2 separate regions of the Mus musculus genome follow, and region 2 is linked to region 1. Evidence: chromatin loops called from intact Hi-C (ENCODE). Cell type or tissue: left cerebral cortex. All regions are shown on one strand. Each heading gives the region's core, and the rest is flanking DNA. Links, peaks and the distances in the headings are about the cores only. Region 1 has its middle 14 kb from the start of Jrkl. Region 2 has its middle 33 kb from the start of Mtmr2.

Region 1 (2,917 bases), core at 92-2,591:
CAGTACTGTGAGACCATGGTTGGTATATAAATTTGATAAGTGCTAAAGAACCAAAGGTGGGGTCAGAAAAGCAAGTCCCTTAAGGGAGAATATAGGAAGATTTCTGATAACATCAAATGAGTTTATAGAAAGAAGATGGCAGTCTTCCAACCATGATGATATGGGCTGAATCTCTGAAGCTGTAAGCCAGCCCCAGTTATAAAACTGACTATGGTCATATTGTCTCTTCACAGCAATGAAACCCTAGGACAAAATCCTAGCCCCCTTTCGATAGGAAGATATAGTCAGTAAAGTACAAACCTGGAACTAGTCAGACCATGTATGGAAACAATAAGAACATGTATCTTATGCAGTGGGGTAGAACTGCAGACGACAGTGAGTCCTCTCCCCCACTGACACCTAAGCTTCGCCAGCTCCTTGCCCTCTTTGGGGATGCCTGAGGATGAGAAAACTCAATGACTTCTGGAGAACAATGCACTATCAAGAACTAAATAAATAGTGGCTTGCACACAGCCTGTGGAGTTTAACATAGCTCCCTGGAGGAAACGGTTGAAAAATAAATGGGATTTTTTTCTTTGTATTTTAGCAGTCATTTCTAATGTTTGTAAGACCTCCTTGAGTGCTGAATTCCAAAATGAACATCACATGCTTGAAGAAGGCAGTAGTAAGTCTTTATAGGCAATTTACATCTTCTGTGAAAGGTGATATTCTTTAGGGTTTTTTTTTTTTTTTTCAGTATGGAAAAGTAGCACAAGAAAAAAAAAAAAAAGAAAGAACAGAAGGGATAGAGATATTGAAGTGTTAATTAGAACGCATAAGTGGACCCTCCGACTCCTTAGGCTGTATTTGTGAAGGAAACACAGCTTTGTAGGAGTGACAGATGTTGAGACTCTCAGAATCCCCATACAGAAGACCTGCAATTACATACCTGAATGTCCCTTCCCCCACTAAAAAAGACAAGTGTGCATACCTTGCAGAAAATCACAGAAGCTTAAAAATGGATATCTTTGTTGCTGTTTCTTGTTGAAATTTTGTCTTATTGACAGTTTTGAGTTGAACTTCATTTGGAAGCATGGGTGATCTTGAAGTCTTAATTTTTGACAAAGAAAATCCAGATAACAATTCTGGAGGTTTTGAGCCACCCAGAGCCACGCAGCTGCTCCCAAGCATGGTAAATGGACTGTGATTGCCATCTTGTGGTTGATTAGAACATTGCCTGCCGTAAAAAAAAAATAATGAGCTGTATTTAAATGTAAAAATACAATGATTGTGGGAACAAAAGCATGCAGTAACTCAGCAAATTAAACTTGCAGTTTCTTAACACATTGCATGTAAAATTTGTGTTGAAGTTCTTGCACGGGAGTTCCATTAGAAAGGAGCCCGTGTGATATTTAGCTTAGTAGAGGACTCAAAGATGAATGATATTTGCACTTGCTTTTCCTCAAATGTATATTTGAAGTCCAAGGCTCATTCTGTAAATTAGACCCTCTCTGTCACTCTTTGCACTTTTCCATACAATTAAAAGCATAGACATGAGTTACCATCTAACCATTGCTAACGTTGGCAACCCTGTCACTCTGAGCTTTTTCTGACTGTCTAGGTGGGGTATAAGAGCTCTAAAGGACAATTTCTTAAGAATGCAAATGTGCTCTTTGTTCCATATTTCTTATGATTTTAAGCCATTGGTTTGTTTCTTTACCATATGAAGCTTTGCTTTGTGAGCTGCCCGAGCTTTGTCACCAAGTAAGTAAAACAAGCATCCCCAGCCCCTAGGCACCAAGTGACTAAACTCAAGGTTGAGGTGTATGTGTACATACAGAAGTTATACTAAAAATAAGGTGCTGTTTGGGTGACTTTGACATAGTGTATGCATTTAATACATGCATATACTTAATTTATGCATAGATGTTCAGTGGAACCATCTGGAGGGAGAAAGGGACAGTGGGGAGGATCGAACAAAGTAAGGATAGTGGTCTGGAGGGATGTATTCAACATGTAGCTCACACCTGCAGGAAACGTAAACAATGAAGAGGAGCAGCAGAAAGAGAAGACTGTCCAGAAACCCCACAGCAAAGAGCAGATTACAGTAGCCAGTTAAGGCTACATGACTCCAGTCAGAGGAACAATGGTGCTCTGGCATTCCAATGCTGCCCCGTTTCCAGTCTCGTGACCCCTGCCCTGACCCCTGGAAGAAAGTCAACACCAGGGGAGTCTCTGTTCGATGTATTTTTTCTGCTTCCTTTGTTTTGTTAAACTGGCAATGCTGAGTTTTTTTCTAGAAACAGGTCATAAAACCAGGAGGTTCCACTTCATTGGGAAACTTGCCATAAACTGTGGGCACAGATACTGAAAAACTCCAACACCTGCAGTTATATTTCCAGTACTTCACCTACTTAGGTTTCATAACTTTCTTCAAAGACAGGCAGCCTTTTCCCCCTTTAAACATGAAAATATAGTTCCTATTTTCTAATAAGGAGTACCTACCCAATTCTGCAGGCTACCAAAAGATAAAACACAAATACCAACCTAGCCATAAAATACTTGGTCTACAATCTATCCTTTCTGAAAAATATGCTGGGGCAATAGTGACACAAAACTTCTAGGAATAACCAACCAATATCTGATTTGATTCAAGACCCACTCCATGTGATGGATTTTATACCTGACACTGCATGGGTGACCAAAAACCAGACACTAGATAGCCCAGAGACCTAGGGTAAAACTAAATCCTACTGTCATAAAACCAAACAACAACCAAAGCTCATGATAAAGTGACTCTTAATGACACTCTGCTATGGTAACAAATACAGAGATACAGCCAGATATTACTCTGTCTGTCTGTCTGTCTGTCTGACTGTCTGACTGACTGTCTTTGTCTCTCTGTCTCTCTCCCCACTCCACCCCCTCTCTCACACAC
Region 2 (2,917 bases), core at 104-2,603, 490 kb before region 1:
GTGGATGCTTCGTTCCTTCTTAGAAGGCGGAACAAATTACTCACAGGAAGAAATATGGAGACAGTGTGGAGTAGAGCTTGAAGCAAAAGCCACCCAGAGACTGCCCTGCCTGGGTATCCATCCCAAATACAGTCACCATACCCAGACACTATTGTGGATGCCAAGGAGTCCTTGCTGACAAAAAGCCTGATATAGCTGTCTCCTGAGAGGCTCTGGCAGAGCCCGACAAGTACAGAGGTGAATGCTCACAGACAACCAAAGGACTGAAGGAGCTGAAGGTGTTTGCAACTCCATAGGAAAAACAACAATATCAATCAACCAGACCCTCCAGAGTTCCCAGGGACTAAAGAACCAACCAAAGAGTGCACATGGAGCAACCCATGGCTCCAGCCGCATATACAACAGATAGCTTTGTCAGACATCAATGGGAGGAGAAGCCCTTGGTCTTGTGAAGGCTGGATACCCAGTGTAGGTGAATGCCAGGGTGGGTTGGCAGGAGTGAGTGGGTGGGGGAACACCCTCATAGAAGCACTGGGGTGGGGAATGGGAGACCAAGAAAGGGGATAACATTTGAAATATAAATAAAGAAAATATCCAATTAAAAAAAGAGAAAATGGGCGAGGGGGACTGAGGATAGGAACATCCAGGATGGCAAAGGGTCGTTGGCTGGGGTCTTAGGGTACCTGGAGAACCTCATTAGCATGGGGAAGCAGCTCAGGAATTTCTGGTGTTGGCTGAACAGGTTCTTATCAGTACAAAGGAAATTGATCCTATAATCTAATTGAGGCTAAGTGACATTCCTCATGTGGGGGCTTCCAACTCACCAGCCAGGGTCAGAGAAGGAGAAGTCCCAGTAATGAGGGGAGTACTCTATTACGTGCTGTGCCCCTGAAGGCTTTCCGATCAATGGTAGACTTTGACCCTAATTACCAGAGTTTCCCCACAGTTTTTGTTTCTGTGATTCCTCCTCTTCCTTTCCCTTCTTCATACTGGATCCAAACCATCAGGCCAATGCTAGACCGGCACTCTACCACTGAGCTATCACATAGCAACTTCTCCTGACCCTTATTCCTGCTAGCTTATTAGCTGTCTCTAGCTGCACTGTCTTGGGCTATGTGTCCCCTGCAACGATAGGTCATTCAGAATGATGTGGCCTTGGGCCAAATCTAGCACCATGCTGATCCTGCTGGGCCTAGATCATGATAGTTTGGTTTATAGAGAGCCATAATTACACCTACCCTGAGAGCTTGGGGCTGGTCTTTTTACAGTGACTATTAGATAGCTTGGTTGTACTGATGGCCATAGGAGCTACTTCCTTAGGTTGGTAGATAAATGCTGGAGACAGTCCTTTGGCCACAAAGGAAGACACTAAGCTGGAAGTACCTGAGACTCAGAGTTACTGGAGGCTGCAGTCCCTTGAGGAGGATGCAGACCTCACTACCTAATATGGCCAACAGTCTATGTCCTCTATCTGTGAGCCCTGATCTACATTAAAAAGTCTTCAGTTTGTGCTCCTGCTAAAATCTGCGTTGCTGAGTGCTTCTCCCCAGCAGGTGGCGATATACTCTTGATCAAGGTTCTGGAGCCGAACTTAGGAGAAAAGGTGGTGGAAGCAGCCACAAGTCTGACTTGGAGTTGCGTTAGAGTTCAGCTGCAGGAGCTTGCTCGCATGGTTGTGAAGGAAGGCCAGGTGTGTCCCAGGCCTGCTTCGAGGCTGGGAGGAGCCTAGGCATTGGGATGGAGGCAGGGTTGTAGGCTTACCTAGCTCCATTCTTCTTCCTTCCTTCCTTCCTTCCTTTCTTCCTTCCTTCCTTCCTTCCTTCCTTCCACTTTAATTTTTTTATTAGATATTTTCTTTATTTGCATTTCAAATGATATTCCCTTTCCTGGTTTCCCCTCCAAAAACCACCTATTGAAACCCCCCTCCCCCTGCTTCTATGAGGGTGTTCTCCCACCAACGCACTCCCCCACTCCCTCTTCCCCATTCTGGCATTCCCCTACACTGGGACATCCAGCCTTCACAGGACCAAGGGCCTCTTCTCCCATTGATGTCTGACAAGGCCATCCTCTGCTACATATGCGGCTGGAGCCATGGGTCACTCCATGTGTACTCTTTGGTTGGTGGTTTAGTCCCTGGGAGCTCTGGGGGTTGGGGGGTCTGGTTGATTGATATTGTTGTTCCTCCTATGGGACTACAAACTCCTTCAGTCCTTTCTCTAACTCTTCTGTTGGAGACCCTGTGCTTAGTCCAATGTTTGGCTGTAAGCATCCACCTCTGTATTTGTCAGGCTCTGGCAGAGCCTGTCAGGAGACAGCTATATCAGGCTCCTGTCAGCAAGCACTTGTTGGCATACACAATAGTGTCGGGTTTGGTAACTGTATATGGAATGGATCCCCAGGTGGAGCAGTCTCTGGGTAGCCTTTCCATCAGGATACCTTGTGCCAGGTTTCGGGTCTGCACTCTGGACTTTAGGATTTTTGTAAGGTCTGTGATATTAGTCTTCCTTAAAGCTTTGTAGGAATTTTTGAGCCTTCTAAGAGGATTGGTGCTTATTTCTCTTTCAGGGGACACTTCACATACAATTATTTTCACACGGGATATTGCTCTTGGACATATACATTTTAAGTATATTTTTATCTTTTGAGATTTTATATATACATACAATATATTCTATCATATTTACTACTCAGCCTTCTCCATAATTCCTCCAAGAATCATTTCTACCTTCTCTCCCAATTTCAAATCTTTTTTCTCTTTCCCATCCCCTTTCCCTCCTGTCCTTTTTCTCTTCTTCCCCTCCCTCCCTCCCTCCCTCCCTCCCTCCCTCCCTCCCTCCCTCCCTCTCTTTCTCACCTTCTTTCTCTACCCCTTCTCCTTGTTTCTCAATTCATGATTCCTCCTCCCTCCCCTTCTTCC

What was found. Hi-C counts contacts between places; a loop is a spot of excess contacts. Peaks named below come from ENCODE experiments on the same cell type or tissue, not always from the same donor. Only the 100,000 strongest peaks of a DNase experiment are listed, where the experiment ranks them.
Region 2: a loop joins it to region 1, with 6 times the contacts of the local background. A loop is called at or near these places in 39 of 42 quality-filtered maps.

The regions. Positions count from the first base shown.
Region 1 is chr9:13,230,003-13,232,919 of GRCm38, reverse strand. No RefSeq gene overlaps it. Among named protein-coding and RNA genes, the nearest start is that of Jrkl, 14 kb to the left of the region's middle. In left cerebral cortex, for the core only: a CTCF peak has its summit at 1,193 (motif pointing left); a DNase peak (open chromatin) is centred at 1,149.
Region 2 is chr9:13,715,158-13,718,074 of GRCm38, reverse strand. No RefSeq gene overlaps it. Among named protein-coding and RNA genes, the nearest start is that of Mtmr2, 33 kb to the left of the region's middle. In left cerebral cortex, for the core only: a CTCF peak has its summit at 1,543 (motif pointing right); a DNase peak (open chromatin) is centred at 1,551.